Linked DNA regions of Homo sapiens: region 1 is linked to region 2. The links are chromatin loops, found by intact Hi-C in ENCODE. Cell type or tissue: Caco-2. All regions are shown on one strand. Links, peaks and the distances in the headings refer to the core of each region. The heading gives the core; the rest is flanking DNA. Region 1 overlaps PRKCA (protein kinase C alpha). Region 2 holds the start of PRKCA-AS1 (PRKCA antisense RNA 1).

Region 1 (8,860 bases), core at 475-8,474, 68 kb before region 2:
TGTCAGCAGCATTTTCTGGGGAGAGGTTCCTTCCATATTTTTCATTAGGCTTTCCAGGGGGGCCTTGGCTCAAGAAAAATTAAGAACCACTGACTAAGTATGTTCAGTCACAGTGACCATTCAATAAATAATTGTCATAGGCTCGTAAAGCAGAAGAACAGTATCGATGAATGGAAATTTCCTATTCGGCATTTTAGAAGGGAGTTTGAAGTGCTCCTAGGAGCCATTTTCCCAGCATGGTCTTTTCTGACCACCTAAGACCAAAATGATCATTCAGTCTCTTAATTCCTTTAGCGGTAATTGTGCATGTACTATTTCTTGGCTTTATTTTTATGTTTTTTTGACTATGCTGTTTAGCTTTTCCAATAGAAACAGCTAGCTGTGCCGGGCGCTGTGGCTCACGCCTGTAATCCCAGCACTTTGGGAGGCTGAGGCGGGCAGATAGCTTGAGCTCAGGAGCTTGAGATCAGGCTGGCCAACATGGTGAAACCCATCTGTACCAAAAACAAAAAACAAACAACAACAACAACAACAAAAAAACAGTTAGTTGTTATTAGCCTATCCCCATGCTGGCTAAGTTACATAATCATCCCTGTAAAGTTAGTGTTGGCATCCTTATTTTAGAGATGAGGAAACTGAGGCTTAGAAATGTAAGTAAATGGTAGCTAGTAAGTGGCAGAACTGTGATTTGAATCAAGGCTCTTTGACTCCAGAGCTTTCTTTTTGTCACAGATATTGACAAGTCCTGCTGGTTGGCAGAAGTCATACCTATACTCTACTTTTATTTATTTTGAGATGGAGTCCCACTCTGTCACCCAGGCTGGGGTGCACTTGCGCGATCTCGGCTCACTGCAACTTCCACCTCCTGGGTTCGAGTGATTCTCCTGCCTCAGTCTCCCAAGTAGCTGGGAATGCAGGCACGTGCCGCCACACCTCATGCCTGTACTTTGTATCACACATTGTGCATTCAGATTTTTACTGAAAGAACGAATATACCTATTGCAGTATGATCAAGCCTGTTTTATGTAATGCCCCTGCATATGCTCAGAATCAAGGATTACCCTTTTTATTTTTCTCATTTGTCTCCTATTTCTTTTGCAAACTAAATACCCTTTCCCCCGCACCCTCTATTGCTGGATTTTCTTAGGAACTCTTATACCTTATCTTGCTTTGGAAATAGCAAAATACACAGGATTACAGAATTGTTATCAATTCACACATTTGAGATTTATATGTTACCACCATTACTTCCTACACCAGTTTTCTAGCTACTTTTGTGTGTGTGTGTGTGTATTTAAATTGTGATTGAATTAGAAAACCTTGTTAGGAAGTTGAATTTCTGAAGCAATCATTTATGTTCAGCCTGTGTAACTAATGGACAATTATCTTTCAGTTTCCTCTGGAATCTTGCTTTAATGACTTTCAGAGTAGTGTTTATATATGCCATCACTTGCCTAATTAGTTTTATAAGGAAATCCGTGTCATCCCGGGTCATCCTGCCAATAGAGGCAGCTTCCAGTTCTCTTGAGCCTCCCGAGGGATGCATTCCCTTCACAAAGTGCTGGAAGCTGGCTTTCCTGGAGCTCCAGGGTCAGGGACCATTTTCCTTTTTTTATCATGGAAATGAAAAAGTCAGTGTCAGGGAGGTGGCTGACTGTACGACAGTCCTGATTATTGACTTATTTCTCTTACCTTAAAACTTGAGTTATTTCATCGTAAAATTGCAGGCAGGAAAAATATATAGAAGCAGTAGCCTTCAGATTGAGGATGAAGAAATCTCTCTGAACTTCAAGGAAATTTGGAAATGAGCAAAAATTTTGAAAACATTTGAAAATGGAATTTATAGCCCTAATAAAAAATGCAGTTAGGTGTATCAACATTTTGATTCCTAGACCAAGCACAGTGCCTGGCATATAATAGATGGCTAATTAATTTCATTGAACGAATACCTAAGTAGATGATGGATGAATGCCACTGGAACATAATGTCCATGAGGGCAGTGTTGCTGATATTTCTAGCATCATCTGGAAGGTGCTCAGTAACTACATTCTGAGTGAATGACTGAGTGCCAGTAAAAGATAAGCTATTGCGTTATCTTTTTTTGCTTTTTTTTTTTTTTTGAGATGGAGTTTCACTCTGTCACTCAAGCTGGAGTGCGCACGTGGCACTATCTCAGCTCACTGCAACTTCCACCTCCTGGGTTCAGGCGATTCTCCTGCCTCAACCTCTCGAGTAGCTGGGACTACAGGCACGTGCCACCACGCCTGGCTAATTTTTTTGTGTTTTTAGTAGAGACAGGGTTTCACCGTGTTAGCTAGGATGGTCTCGATCTCCTGACCTAGTGATCTGCCCACCTTGGCCTCCCAAAGTGCTAAGATTACAGGCCTGAGCCACCACGCCCTGCTGAGATATCTTTTTTAAATTAAAAAAAAAAAATTAGAGACAGAGTCTTGCTATATTGCCCGGGATGGACTTTTGAACTCTTGGGCTCAAGCTTCTTGCTTCAGCCTCCCAAGTGGTTGGTTTTACAGGTTTGCGCCACTGTGCCTGGCTGTTGGGTGGATTTTAGTATGAAAACTACAGATCCTAAGAGATGATCCCTGGGCATATCAACAAAGTATATGTTTTAAAAAGCCAAGCTTATTAGAAATATTATGTCCTATGATACTGGAAATCCATTTTTATTTGAAAATATTAAATAGAGTTGACATGTTGAATTTTTTAGTATAGATTAAGGCACTAGTTCTTAGGATGGCTTTTGGTGCAGTGACTCACGCTTGTAATCCCAGCACTTTGGGAGGCCGAGGCAAGCAGATCACTTGAGGTCAGGAGTTCGAGACCAGCCCTGGCCAACATGGTTAAACCCCATCTCTACTAAAAATACAAAAAATTAGCTGGGCGTGGTGGCTCACACCTGTAATCCCAGCTACTCCAGAGGCTGAGGCAGGAGAATCACTTGAACGCGGGAGGCGGAGGTTGCAGGGAGCCAAGATCATGCCACTGCACTCCAGCCTGGGTGACAGAGCAAGACTCCATCTAAAAAAAAAAAAAAAATTATTGGGGACTCTAAAGAGTTTTATTTACATAGATTTTATCTACTGATATTGGTCATATTAGAAATTTAAGATGAGAGATTTTAAAGATTTATTAATTGATTTAAAATAGTAATAGTAATCCCTTTATACAGTTACACAAACTACATAATTTTATGAAAAAGGACATTTTCCCTAACAAAAAAAATTTAGTGGGAAGAGTGGTGTTTTACATCCCTCTTCTGTCTGACTTAAATAAAACATAGTTGGACTCTCAGCTGCTTCTGCTTCAATCTGTTGTGATATGTTTTGGTTGAAGTGTATGTCTAACACATATATGTAATTGAAAAAAGGAGGGAATATTTTAATAGCTTTTTCACGTAACTGGAGATATTCTTTGATACTTTTGATAGTGGTCGTTGGCAAGTAAGTTTCTCAAAGGTTGGTTGCAAGGTAGAGAATGAAACCGTGTCTGTGTTTCATATTGGTCCATCTTATGTGTTGAATGGCTCTTTTATGTGTTGGTGTGACCGCATTCTTTAGTTTGGAAAACACTATTTCATTGAGTTCTGCAGGTTCTTCTAAATGTTGACACATTTCATTATTCAACATCAAAAAAGTCACAATTATTAGTATCACCATCAGTCTCATCAAAGAGCCTTTAAGTATTATTAGGAAGCCGTCAAGCTGACGGTAGATGCACATTTTCTAAGATTGTGTTTTTCACTTGGAAAACTTTATTGTATTTCAAAAAAGTATCTGCCAAATATCCAAGTCTAAGCAACCATATTGTAGTTGTTCTTTTGAGTCAAAGTGGTGTTTCATGGAGAGAGTGGCTGCTCAGCTCAAGACAGCCCTCATCCCTGGAGTGTAGCCAAATGCTTTATGTGTCAGAATATTTACTCAGAATTCTGAACCTTTTTTTTTTTTTTTTTTTGAGACAAAGTCTTGCTCTGTGCCCAGGCTGGAGTGCAGTGGCCCAGTCTTAGCTCACTGCAACCTCCACCTCCTGGGTTCAAGCGATTCTACTGCCTCAGACTTATGAGTAGCTGGGATTACAGGCACACGCCACCACGCCCGGCTAATTTTTATAGTTTTAGTAGAGATGGGGTTTCACCATGTTTGCCAGGCTGGTCTCCAACTCCTGGCCTCATGTGATCCACCTGCCTTGGCCTCGTAAAGTGCTGTGATTATAGGTGTGAGCCACCATGCCTGGCCCAGAATCAATAATTGTTAATGCTTCATCGAGACTTTCTTAAATGAAACTGGCATAAAAGACAACAAAAAGCCCCTGGGATTTCATGGTGGGAAGAACATAATTCCTGCTAGTACCGCCTGGCACTGTCACCTTGACTCAGGCTAAGGTTCCTGCTGTCACACCACCATTGCTCTTGCACCATCAGTGCAAACGTCAACACAAGGAAAAAGGCAAATAGTGGCTCAGTATTATCATTAAAGTGGTTTGATCATGAGGACCCTTAAGGGTTTGTGGAGCATACTTTGAGGCACACTTTGATTTAAGAGGTTAGAAACATCACATTAAAATTCATACTAATAAAGTGAAATTGTGCCAATTGCCCAAAACAGTGCATCAATCCAAAACTCTTATTTGTCTTGGAGAAATGCATTCAAAACATAGTCAACACCACTATCTCATTTTGTCTCTGTGTTGTGTTAAGATGGGTTTGCATACTTTCAGCCTCTTAGAGCAGGCAGTTGGAACATTATCCAGCAGCAGGTTGAACAGCAGAGGGGGAGGGCAGCTGGAAGTTAGGCTAATCTAACAAATGAGTCATCCACATGTGGATAATGGAGTTGTAAAATTACTCTCAGCTTTAGTCAGCAGCAACCAAACTATACGGTTAAAAATTACAGGTCTCCAAAATAGAGACTTCCTGAGAACTTTTAGTATAGCATTTAACTGAGAATGTATCAAGGGTTTGGTTGAGGATTTTTTCATAAAACCTTTCTGTTCTGGAAGGCAAGTTTGTTATTAAGAGCTTCAGTAATTTCTCTTACGAAGTGTTCAAAATGCACCAGAACCTGAACACAATGTGAGCAGCTGAGTGTTCATCTTAGCTGCGTCCATCAAGTGAACGGTTTGCTCTCTTCCTGTCCATAATTTGAGAGTCAGCCTAATGGTGAGTGGACAGTCATCTAATAAAATATTTCATACCTGTGGCAGCAGGTATAAAGCAAATAGTTTATTTTTGCTTTCCATGTAAAGTTTGGCAGTAAAGTTTTTGTCTTGAGATTTTTGTTTTATAAGAGAAATTAAAATTCCTTCTGGGCTTTTGCTGTTCTCCCCTGAGGATGAATATGCTGCCTGCCTACCCTGCTACCCCCCGCATTTGGCAAGGTTGCACATGTCTTAGGGATGGAAAACCAGTAGCCAACACTAAACCAGGCCTGCTGTGTAGACCTGGCTTGGTGAGTATGGAGCTGTTCCGCAGTAGAGGTTTGCAAAGAAACCATCACACCCTTGTTTCCTCTCTCCTTCTGGCTTTTCATTTTTCTTCTGGCCTTTTGCATGGAAGAAATAAGTCATCCCTTTTGAACAGTTTGGGTATGGAGTGTTTGCCCATGCGGTAGACTCTGGCAGGACAGAGAGGGTTTTCCCGGGCCTTTAGTTGTCCAGGTCCTGTATTCTCACATCTCCTCTGGGCTGCTGACTGCGCACAAACACAAAATTCATTCCTCCAATAGAACAGTGTTTGGCCTGGCTCCCAAAAACTGCTCTCCTCACTTGCACGGCTTTGATTGAGTGTTAGGTGTCTCTTTGGCTGCCTCCAGTGTCTCTTATTTTTAGGGCCTTCGTTAATGTCTTCTGTGTGTGAAACATGAAAATGGAGCCATGGCTGCTGGAATTGGAAACTTAGGGTTTTTAGGCCACCATTCCCTTATCACATGGCGTTATCAGGTTATTTAGTTACAGAGGTTAAAAAAAAAGTCCACCCTAGGAGCCGGCGTGTGTGGGGAAAGGAGAGAGGGGGCAGCTGAGCACCTAATGGGCAGTGAAAAAAGATATTGTAACTAAAGCTCGGGCTAGTGTCCTCAGAGCGATGGCCTTTCAGGTGCTGGCAGGGGTCTGCTTACAGCTCAGCCTGGTTACAAATGAGGGGATAAATTGGTGGTAACAGTGCCTTTTTATTTTTTTCCTTTTTCCTTTGGAAACTGGCTTTTCACATGTTGGAAAACGAGCTTGGATGCTCGGTGTAGGTAACAGGCAATTCTGATCTGAGAGGAAGGGCTCAGGAAAGGTGTGACCAAATGAGCCGTCTGAGTGGTCAGTCCTGCCCGGGGCTCACCCAGGCAGGGAGCTGGGGTCTTTCATGTGGGTGTCCGTGGACCCACAGGAGACAGGGAGGGATTGATTACAGGGGAGACCACTTCTGTTTCCCTTTCCTAAAGGAAACAGAAAATGGAAATAAAAATCTAAAATTATGTTATTTTCCATTTTTGGAATTCTGTTCATTTGTGTTTGGGGCCAGTTTTATTATTTTTTTTAATCTTTTTTGAGACAGGATCTTACTCTCTCACCCAGGCTGCAGTGCAGTGGCACCGTCGTGGCTCACTGCACCCTTGACCTCCCAGGCTTAAGCGATCCTCCCACCTCAGCCTCCCAAGTAGCTGGGACTATAGGTGCACACAACCACACCTGGCTAATTTTTTTTTCCCCTTGGTAGAGATGGGGTTTTGCTGTGTTGCCCAGGCTGGCCTTGAACTCCTGGGCTCAAGCAATCTGCTTGCCTTGGCCTCCCAAACTGCTGGGATTACAGACGTGAGGCACCGTGACTAGCCTGGGACCAGTTTTTGACGGTCCCTAGCCTTCCATGAGCATTCGTGTGCAAATGCACAGTCCAGAGGCATGTTTAGTTGACTCTGGTTTCCTCCCTCCCTTTCAATGTGTGGAACTCGCAGCGTTCTTTCTCTGCATTGCTGCGATCTGCCACACTTCTCGTTTTATCATGGACTGCAGTACAATGTAATTGTCTGTGTGCCAGTTTCCTCTGTCTTACTAAAGTGTGAATGTTTGATGGAAGAAACTCTGAGTGGACAGGGTCTGTCATAATCACCCCAGTATTCCCCATCGTGTGGTGCTGAGCTTGGTATGTAGTGGGGAGTGGGTATGCAGTGAATGTGGAATGGGTGGATGCTTGAATGAGTACAGCCGAATTTCCTGGCCAGGAAAACCATGAAGTGTTAGCACTGTTCTGATTTTACTTCCTCCTTCAGGCTATGGGCGCGTGCCAACTGACAGGGCAGGGACTGCCATGGCTAGTGGCTATTACCTAAACTCCAGCCCAGTTTTGGTGCCCCCGTTTCTGAGTCCTGAGCAAGTGTTCCTGGCATTGTGTTGGTTCCTATGGTATGTGTTTTAGTCTGTGAGACTCTTTCCTCAGTTTGAAGATCTGAAAGTAAAATGTTTCACCCAAGGTTTTTAGATTCGAGAGCTCATCCCGTAGGCCAGGGAGAGTGAGTACTAATACCCTATATGTGGCTGTGTTTAGAAAGGGCTATTGGGAAACATAAAAAATAGATTTTGACATTGGAAACAAATACATTTTAGTATGTGCTGCTAAAGAAATGTGTGCTATAAGCTATTCTCCTGGGGTTATAAATCATTAAATATTAACTTTTTAAACGATTAAACATGTGACTATATCTTATTGGTTACAAATAATAAATGCCTACTCAAACCAGCGTAAACCATAAAAGTAGAATTTGTATAAGGATTCACAGGGTGGTTTATGGGGAGAAGGGCAGGAAATGCTGCCAGGCTACAAGGGAGTCTGGAACCAGGACTAGGGCAATACCAGGAGCCAAGGCACTGCTCTTTCACCCCGAGAACCCTGGGACTCACCCGTGCTTCTCTCCCAGTATCAGATTCGTTCTCTGTGGCAGTGGTTGGGCTTCCTCCACTTCCCTGCTCTTAGGGTCTAAACTGGCAGTGTCACGTCGTGAGCATACCTCTGCCTTCAAGTTCAAATGCAGACAGACACAAGTCTCTGTTTAAATTCCTGAGGAAGAATTTGGTTGGCCCAATGTGGTCAGCTGTCTACCCAAGTCCAATGAACTCTGCTCATGGGAATGGGGCTGGGGAATAAATGTGGCTTAGAGGGCTGACGTGAGATCCCAGAGTCTGGAAGCTATTTCAAGGTTCTGGAAATAGTCTAGTAGGGCTACAAAACTCAGAGCAAGCCATAGGGTCCGGACAGTACCCTATTTCCTTTATTTCTAATTATTTTCTGCTCTGCCTTTTGAGGGAACTCATCAGTGTCTTCCTGAGGCCTGGAGGCTTTTCTGTGATCATGAAATGTACTATCTGAGGCCTGGAGGCTTTTCTGTGACCATGAAATGAACTATCAAGAGCAGGGCATGGGCTCTGCAGACAGCCCAGGAGTTCTCTGCTGCAGGGCTAAGTGATAATTCTGCTGAGGCGGTTGACATTCTTCTGGTTAGCTTTAGGGCAGATGAAAGGGAAAGAATATCAGGAGAAAAAAGAGCATCTTGAATTTGTGGTGTTTTTTGAGGTTTTTTTTTTTTTTTTTTTTTTTTGAGATGGAGTCTCTCTCTGTTGCCAGGCTGGAGTGCAGTGGCGCAATCTCAGCTCACTGCAACCTCCGTCTCCTGGGTTCAAGTGATTCTCCTGCCTCAGCCTCCCGAGTAGCTGGGACTACAGGTGCGTGCCACCACACTCAGCTAATTTTTGTATTTTTGGTAGAGACGGGGTTTCACCATGTTGACCAGGCTGGTCTTGAACTCCTGACCTTGTGATCCGCCCGCCTCTACCTTCCAAAGTGCTGGGATTACAGGAATGAGCCACC
Region 2 (8,860 bases), core at 200-8,199:
ATCACCCAGGCTGGAGTGCAGTGGCACGATCACTGCTCACTGCAGCCTTGACTTCCTGAGCTCAGGTGATCCTCCCACCTCAGCCTCCCAAGGCACACACCACCACATCCAGTTGATTTTTGTATTTTTGGGAGAGACAGTGTTTCTCCATATTGGCCAGGCTGGTTTCGAACTCCTGAGCTCAAGTCGTCCACCAGGCTTGGCCTTCTGAAGTGCTGGGATTACAAGCGTGAGCCACTGCACCTGGCCTATTTTTAAAATTTCTATTTATTTATTTACTTTTGCACTTTTACTTAAAAGAGCGACTGACAAATCAGTTTTTCAGACTTGGGCATTTGTCAGACGTTTTCTTTAAAATGAATAAAGTTAAGGTGTCACTTCAAGGGAAATAACCCTGAGTATTTGTCCTGAGCCCCAGGTTTGTGAACATCTGCCCTTGGAAAATGGGAGAGTCCACACTAGGAGCTGCAGGGACCCATTTGCCCCACAAACTTCTGCAGGGGTTTATGTCTGAGCTATGTGCCACCTGCTTTCTGGTGTCCTTCCTTTGTGAATTTCCCAAGCGCTTTTGACTTACTTTAGTAGCGAGATGGCTGTGTTCTGGGTTTGGGTTAGTAGTTTCATGAAGATACACCACCCTTCCTCTTCCTCTGATCTGTAAGAGATAGGAAAAAACCAAAGTGTTTTTCCTATTCTAATCCAGATCACTTCCTCCATGGTCTCTAAAACGTGAGGATTTCTCCACACCAGCAGCCAATCCGTTCCCCAGCAGATACCAGCCATTAGAGATGGGAAGAACCGAGGCGTTCTTCCTACTCTGATGCACCACTCAACACAACACTTCAGATACCAGATATGTGGAGATTCTGCACCCCCCACAACACACACACCAAGCAATTCTCCAGCAGACACCAGCTGTGTAGTTCAGTTCAGTTCTGACGCTGCCCACCTGGCAGTAGTGTCAGATCCCACAAGTTAAGGGCTCAGTCCCAAGAGACTACTGCTTCTCTCCTCAGATGCCAACGTAAATCGCCAGATTGTGACCTGTGCTCCTGACTGACTGTCTCTAACTTTGGCTTCCCATCACCCCTTCTCAGGCTCAGTTCATCTACTAGGGCAGCTCACAGAACTTAGGCAAATACTTATATTTGCTGATTTATTATAAAGGATATTTCAAGGGATACAGATGAACAGCCAGAAGGAAGAGATGCACAGTAGGGCATGTAGGCAGGGGGGTGGAGTATCCATGCCCTTTCCAGATGTGCCAGCCTCCTGGCACCTCAGCAACCAGGAGCTTGTCTGTTATGTAGACATGATTGATTACATCATTGACCATTGGTGATCAATTCAACCCGCAGCCTCTCTCCCTTCCCCAGAGGTCAGAGGGTGGGGTTGAGAGTTTCAGCCTCTAATCAGATGATTTTCCTGGCAACCAGCCACCTACGCATCAGGAGACTATTGAGGAGCCCACCAAGTGTCGCCTCATTAGAACAAAAGAAGCTCCCATTACCCAACAGATTCCAAAAGATTTTGCAGCTCTGTGTCAGACACTCCGGTCTCTCAGGAAATTACAGAGCTCTTATGAGCTCTGTGTTAGGAACTGGGGTCAAAGATTAAGTATCAGGGCTGGGTGTGGTGGTTCACGTCAGTAATCCCAGCATTTTGGGAGGCCAAGGCAGGCAGATCACTAGAGGTCAGGAGTTCGAGGTCAGCCTTGCCAACATGGCAATACCCCGTCTCTACTAAAAATACAAAAATTAGCTGAGCATGGTGGCAGGCACCTGTAATCTCAGCTACTGGGGAGGCTGAGGCAGGAGAATCGCTTGAACCAGGAGGCAGAGGTTGCAGTGAGCCAGGATTGCACCACTGCTCTCCAGTCTGGGTGACAGAGTGAGACTGCATCTCAAAAAAAAAAAAAAAAGATTAAATATGAGAACGAAAGATGCATATAAATAGATAGGGACGTAATTTCCCTATCTATTTATAAGGGTTTCAGGAGCTCTACATCAGGAACTAAATGTATACCAGTGATATGGTTTGGATCTGCATCCCCACCCACATCTCATAGGAATTGTGATCCCCAGTGTTGGAGGTGGGGTTTGGTGAGAGGTGATTAGATCATGGGGGTGGATCCTTCAGGAATGGTTTAGCCCCATCACCTTGGTGCTGTGAGTGAGTTCTCACGAGATCTGGTCGTTTAAAAGTGTGTAGCACCTCCCTGCTCCCTCTTTCTTCCTCCTGCTTCTGCCATGGAAAATGCCTCCCTCCCGCTTTGCCTTCTGCCATGATTGTAAGTTCCCTGAGGCCTCCCCAGAAACGTGTCACCATGCTTCCTGTACGGCCTGTGGAACTGTGAAGCAATTAAACCTCTTTTCTGTATAAATTACCCAGTCTCAGGTATTTCCTTATAGCAATGAGAGAACAGATGAATACAACCAGAGGCCAAATACATATTTCTTATTACACAGCATCATACTTTGCTTCACATGTGTATAACCAAGGATGTTTTTGCTTGTCTTATATGGTATGACCAGCTTGGCAGTGGATCTAACCTTTTAGGACTTTTGCTACTAACTCTGCTTGGTTTCTGTTTGTGTGTGACAATGTGATTCAAGCAGATGTTATAGTCTGGTGAACGCCAGGTGTACTGTACTGGAGAAAATAGAAAAAGTCAGGGGCTGGTTTGATATCTTGTGGTCTTCCTGCATGTACTATATGCCAGGAGACTTACTTCATAGTAAGACATACTATGAAGCCACTAGAAATTGTTTTTAAAGACTAGTTTAGTGACATGATGTTAAGAAGAGTGGCAAGGTACAAATGCCTATAAATAGACCAGAATGAAAATATACTTAAATGTACCTGGAGAAAAAGGCCAGAAGGAAGTGCGCCAACATGATAACGTTTATCTCTCGGTGCTCATAGAATGAGTAGTTTTTTTTTTCTTTATACTCTTCCACATTTTCCAAATTTTCACAAATGGGCTTGGATTACTTTTATAATCAGTAATTTAAATAAACCTTTTAAAAGCACAGCTTGTCTATATTTCATAGTAAAGTCTAGATAATCTCTGCTGACTTTAAATTCAGCAGTATTATATACTTAACTATGATTGAGCTAAAAGATGCTGTCATTGAATTTTTAATTTTGATACGATGTCCATTTAGAAAATAAGTTAGAACCTCCTTTGGACTTTTTCCCTCAGTGAACAGCTTATATCAAATTAGCATGAGGTTGATTCTGAATTGGCTCACACTTGAAGTGAATGTCCTTTGTAATTTTCAAAGTGATCAGTGAGGGATTAGAAGCTTGCTGTAAAGTGGCAGTTTACCTACACTTGCTCAGCTGTAAATTATTAACTTTTGGCCCAAAGGTAGCCCTGGAAGTCCTGAGCTATTCATTCAGGAGCACGGTAGGCAGAGGCCAATGACCTTAAAACCAAACGGCCAGATTTCTAAGCGCAGTCTTAAAGCATTCTTCTTTGTTTCCACAAAGATCAAAGATATCCTTAAATCGATGTTAGAGAAAGCGTTCAAAGAAGTGTTCAGCTTCAAAGAAAAAAAAGTGGTAAGCTTTCTAGCCCTTTCCAGCTCGAAGTGCCCTGGGGTCTGTTGGTTTCTGGGTAGGTTGGGCGATAGGGACTTTGCCTGGTTGCCTTTTTTGCGTCTGCTTCCTCATCTGTGAAATGGGGATAACAACAGTGCCTGCTCAAACTTGTTGGGTGGACTGAATGAATCCGTCCATATAAAATGCCTGGCACATAAGCACTCATCAGCTGTTGTTATAATTAAGGTCAGTCCTTGAAAGGCTTAAAGAAACCTGGGCAGGAGGCTGCTGTAAGTGACAAGCCACCCACACTGTCAGGCTGCATGCATTCCCATTCGTTAGGTGCCTCTTTGGGAATTCTGGATACTGACTGGCACACAGTGGGCATTCTGTAAATGGTGGTTAAATGGATGAATGAACCGGTAAGACCCCCTCCCTCACTATGGGTTTCTCTTACTCATCTGTAACTAATTCCAAAGTCTACCATCATGAAAGAGCCTGCACTGTTGTCACCTGCCTCTACTGAGGTGGCTGATAGACTAGCTGCTGCTGGTGTCTATCACACAGGCTACAGGTCCTGGACCCCTGCAGGATGGGCAACCACCATCCTGACTGGCTGAGAGTGGACACCCAGGAAAAGATGGGTGTGGGCCATGCAGAAAGCTGCAGCGGAATGGCATTAGTGCAACTCCACGTGTGTGCCCGACGTGCTGGAACAGGGAGAGGGAAGCAGAGGCAGCGTAGTGTCAGAAGCGTACACAGGCAGAGGTGGCTAGGGGAGTGGGGAGCATCCATGTGGCCGGCAGCTGGGGACTGACAGGCACAGCTGGATCCTCTCCCACCGTGTAGCCACCTGCCCAAACTCCACTAAGCCTTTTCAAGGACTGACCTTAATTATAACAGCTGATGAAGCTTATTGTGTGCTGGGCATTTTACATAGATGAGTTCAGTCAATCCACCCAATAGTCTCAAGCGGGTGCTGTTGTTATCCCTAGTTTAGAGATATCAAAGAAGTTGAACAAGCCCCATCACAGGAAAAAGGAGGTGCTGGGATTTGATCCCTGGCAGCCTGACTCTGAAGCCTGTGTAACCTTGTGCTTCCTCCTCCTGCTGGAAACATCCTGTTCCTGTGTGTGGACTGCACACCCCGGGTGCCAGAAACCTCACTGTGGATTGTCTGTCTGAGATCTACCCTGTCCATGTGTCACAGTATTGGAAAAGGTTCTGGAACTCTGGCCTTTGTCTCAAAAAAAGTTGGGGGTGGGTGGGCGGTCTCGCTCTGTCACCTAGGCTGGAGTGCAATGGCGCGATCTCGGCTCACTGCAACCTCCGCCTCCTGGGTTCAAGTGATTCTCCTGCCTCAGTCTCCTGAGCAGCTGGGACTACAGGTGCCCCCTACCACGCCCAGCTAATTTTTGTATTTTTGGTAGAGATGGGGGTTTTGCCATGTTGGCCAGGCTGGTCTCAAACTCCTGAGCTCAAGTGATCCATTTGCCTCGGCCTCCCAAAGTGCTGGAATTACAGGTGTGAGCCACCGTGCCCAGCCTGGCCTTTTTTTTTTTTAATACAATAAAAAGATTAATTGAAAATTATTAAATCCATAGCATAGTTTACTGCAGTTTACCGTATTGTTCAATTTAGGTATAATTACAGATACAGGTGCCCTAATACCACAAAACTGTCTGGCTAGTGTGAACTTTGGTCCCTAAAGATCTGGTGAAATCCCTAGCCAGGTGCAGCAGAGGAATTTGTCTTTGCCTGGATTATCATCTTTGGTTCTTACTGTCCTGTGTTGCCTCTGTGGCCCATCCATTCCTAGGCTGCAAGGATGGCTTCAGGCCATTTCTGCTTGTAGAGACTTGCATTCTCTCTCTGGAATTGCTCTAAGCTTAGATTTTCAGTTGAGCAAACACTCATCACATGTACCTGCAGAGAGCTCCTGCTGTCTCTTTTCTCAGTTGCATACCACCCCAGGTAAGGAGGGTCCCTCTGCCTCCAGTGTCACTGCAAAGCGACAGCTACCTGTTGCCCATTGCCCAGGCTCACGTTTGGTCTTTTGTTTGGCTGCCTCTCAGGTAGTGGAAGGTGAAACACAGGACTTTTCCTGATAGAGATAGTTATTCCTCTGTTGAAATCCAATTTAAATATCGTTCTCTTCATGGCAAAAAAGAGTCCTAGAGTTGCTCAGGCCATTCTTTGGTTCACAGTCCCCAGGATGCATGCAACTGGGATTTTTCTTAAACTACTTACCTCTTTTATTTCTATGGTAACTCCCATGCTAGGAATACAAAACACAAATCTGCACAGCAATGTTGCACACTCTCTGTTTTATTTTCCCCAAATTAGCCATGTTTGAGCGTGGACCTCTTCATGGGCAGTGAGGATCACTCAGCACACATTTCTGTAAACTTTTTGGTGCGCGTGGGTTTTACTGTCTTCTGTTGAAGCTGTGTCCCCCATTTGGAAGGACGTGCAGGTGTGAAGGAAGGACAGTTCTTGCTGAAAAAGATGGGAATGGCTTGCAGATGTCTGTGGATTAAGCAGATCTAAAAGCTATGAGAAAACTGCCTACTTGTGTGTGTGCGCGTATGTGTATAGTAAATGTATATATGCATATATTTTATATTGACATTCTGTAGATATGTTTGAATACAGAAACTTGTTTTTACTCCGACTACTGAATCCAGAAGTACCAAATAATATACAGTAAACAGTAAAACCAAGATTTAAGGTTGTGTCAAAAAGGTACAGTGATTCAGTCATATCCATTTGTCATTTGTTTTAGCCTTTTTTTTTTTTTTGAGATGGAGTCTTGCTCTGTCACCAGGCTGGAGTGCAGTGGCGCGATCTCAGCTCACTGCAACCTCTGCCTCCCGGGCTCAAGCAATTCTCCTGCCTCAGCCTCCTAAGTAGCTGGGACTTACAGGTGCATGTCACCACGCCTGGCTAATTTTTGTATTTTTAGTAGAGACGGGGTTTCACCATATTGGCCAGGGTGGCCTCGATCTCCTGACCTCAAGTGATCTTCCAGCCCCAGCCTCCTAAAGTGCGGGATTATAGGCACGAGCCACTGCTCCCAGCCGGTTTCAGCGTTTTTCTTTGTTTGTTTGTTTTTTAAGAGGGAGTCTCACTCTGTTGCCCAGGCTGGAGTGCAGTGGCGCGATCTCGGCTCACTGCAAGCTCCGCCTTCTGTGTTCACGCCATTCTCCTACCTCAGCCTCCTGTGTAGCTGGGACTACAGGCGCCCACCATCACGCCCGGCTAATTTTTTTTTTTTTTTGTATTTTTAGTAGAGAAGGGGTTTCACCGTGTTAGCCAGTATGGTCTTGATCTCCTGACCTCGTGATCGCCCACCTCAGCCTCCCAAAGTGCTGGGATTACAGGCTTGAGCCACTGCACCTGGCCTCAGCATTTTTTGAGTGTTTTTCTTTCTGCAGTTGATCAGTTGGATCCTCCATATCTTGCGTATATACATGGGCTCAATTATTATGTTAGGATAATCAAATAAGAATACTAGTTCAATGATTAGCACTGAGTGGTTGTTAGGCAGTCATGTGCTCAACACTGATGTCACCTCTTTCTGTAAGCATACTGAGTAGAGACATTTTTTAGGTTTAAATTGACTTAAATGAAAGTGAATAAAAAGGCCTTTTCAAAAGAATGGGTTTGAAAAACCTCAGTACCCTTTAATACATGTACATTTCTTTCCTTTCTTCATTTAATATAACATGTGTCTGTTGTAACTGTGTTTCTTAAATGTTATTTTAAGGTTATATGTTCTTTAATTATGGTCAAATATAATTTGGTCACCAAAAACGAAATAATAGTTTAAAACAAGTAGCTGTTACTAAGGGTGCTAAAAATACTCATTTTATAATTAATTTTTAAAGTTTTCTTAGTATATTATAAATTGTGCCCTGGTCAAGTACAAATGTACACATCAAAATGCCCATATTGTATCTGTCTTTAGTCACTTGATGTGAATTATATGTGAATTTTTTTTGGTTCAAAGTTTTACTAACCAGAATTAAACACTCCGCATGAGAAAAACGGCACAACACAATCTTGAGGTCCCTTCTGAATCATCAGATTATATTATGCTTCATATGTTAAAGAAAAAAGAAACCTGCCTACTTTATTAAACTTACAAGTTTAATAGAGTCTTGGAGATTGATGTCTTGGGGCATGATTGGGAAAGTCTCCAAGGCATAGGTCCATCCATGTATTTCTTCATTTATTGACATCTTGTGCCCAGCACTTACTGAGCCACAGCAATGTGTAGTAAACATAATGCGTCCTCAGTCAGTGTTTGTTGAAGGGGTAAACAAACCCCATTCTGGGTTGTGTTCTTTTTTTTTTTTTTTTTTTTTTAAATATGAGACGGAGTCTTGCTCTGTCACCAGGCTGGAATACAGTGGCGCAATCTCGGCTCACTGCAGCCTCCGCCTCCTGAGTTCAAGCGATTCCCCTGCCTCAGCCTCCCAAGTAGCTGGGACTGCAGAAGTATGCCACCACGCCCGGCTAATTTTGTATTTTTAGTAGAGACGGAGTTTCACCATGTTGGCCAGGATGGTCTTGATCTCCTGACCTGGTGATCCACCTGCCTTGGCCTCCCAAAGTGCTAGGATGACAGGCGTGAACCACCACACCTGGCCAGGGGACATGTTCTTAAAGTTTATGAAGCATCAGCTTTGTCTAAGCTTTAGTCAAGAGTCAGAACTAATACAGATGGTCCCAACTTAGCATGGTTTGGCTTAAGATTTTTCAACTTCATGACGGTGTAAAAGTGATAGAAATTCAGTAGAAATTGTACTTCAAGTACCTGTACGACCATTCTGTTTTTCATTTTTCAGCACAGCATTCAGTAAATACACAAGATACTTAACATTTTATTATCAAATAGGCTTTGCATGAGATGATTTTACCCAACTGTAGGCTCATGTAAGTGTTCTGTGGACGGTTAAGGTAGGCTCGGCTACGATATGGTGTTAGGTGTATTAAATGCACGACAATACTTTCAATATATGGTGGTTTTTCGGGATGTAACCCATTCTAGGTTGAGGAGCATGGAGCATTTGTAGTCAGAGGGAAGAAAAGACATTTGGAGGATTTTGACTGGCGATTTTTATCATTTTGAGACCAGTTTTGGACTAAGAAGACAGTCAAATCAATGTTCTCTTTTGGCCTGAAGTTTTGGAATTCAGTGATGTCGTTGTCCCCTGCATTCCCCTCCTTTGTGGAATTTCAAAACCCCCTTCACATAATGAGAGAAATTAACCCTGAAGAAAGAAAGGACTGGAATTTCTACTAGCTT

What was found. Hi-C counts contacts between places; a loop is a spot of excess contacts. Peaks named below come from ENCODE experiments on the same cell type or tissue, not always from the same donor. Only the 100,000 strongest peaks of a DNase experiment are listed, where the experiment ranks them.
Region 1: a loop joins it to region 2, with 4 times the contacts of the local background. A loop is called at or near these places in 5 of 110 quality-filtered maps.

Annotation. Positions count from the first base shown.
Region 1 is chr17:66,343,992-66,352,851 of GRCh38, forward strand. The region is part of intron 2 of PRKCA (protein kinase C alpha); the gene reads left to right. Among named protein-coding and RNA genes, the nearest start is that of PRKCA, 46 kb to the left of the region's middle. RefSeq lists enhancers at 1,940-2,234, 4,600-4,894 and a silencer at 1,940-2,234. In Caco-2, for the core only: no CTCF peak of the experiment used is centred there; a DNase peak (open chromatin) is centred at 4,770.
Region 2 is chr17:66,412,108-66,420,967 of GRCh38, forward strand. The region is part of intron 2 of PRKCA (protein kinase C alpha); the gene reads left to right. It overlaps PRKCA-AS1 (PRKCA antisense RNA 1), which reads right to left and starts at 4,747. Exons shown (of 4, transcript NR_110822.1): 1 at 4,436-4,747; 2 at 2,863-3,678; 3 at 578-655. RefSeq lists enhancers at 1,964-2,258, 4,234-4,733. In Caco-2, for the core only: no CTCF peak of the experiment used is centred there; DNase peaks (open chromatin) are centred at 3,444 and 5,364.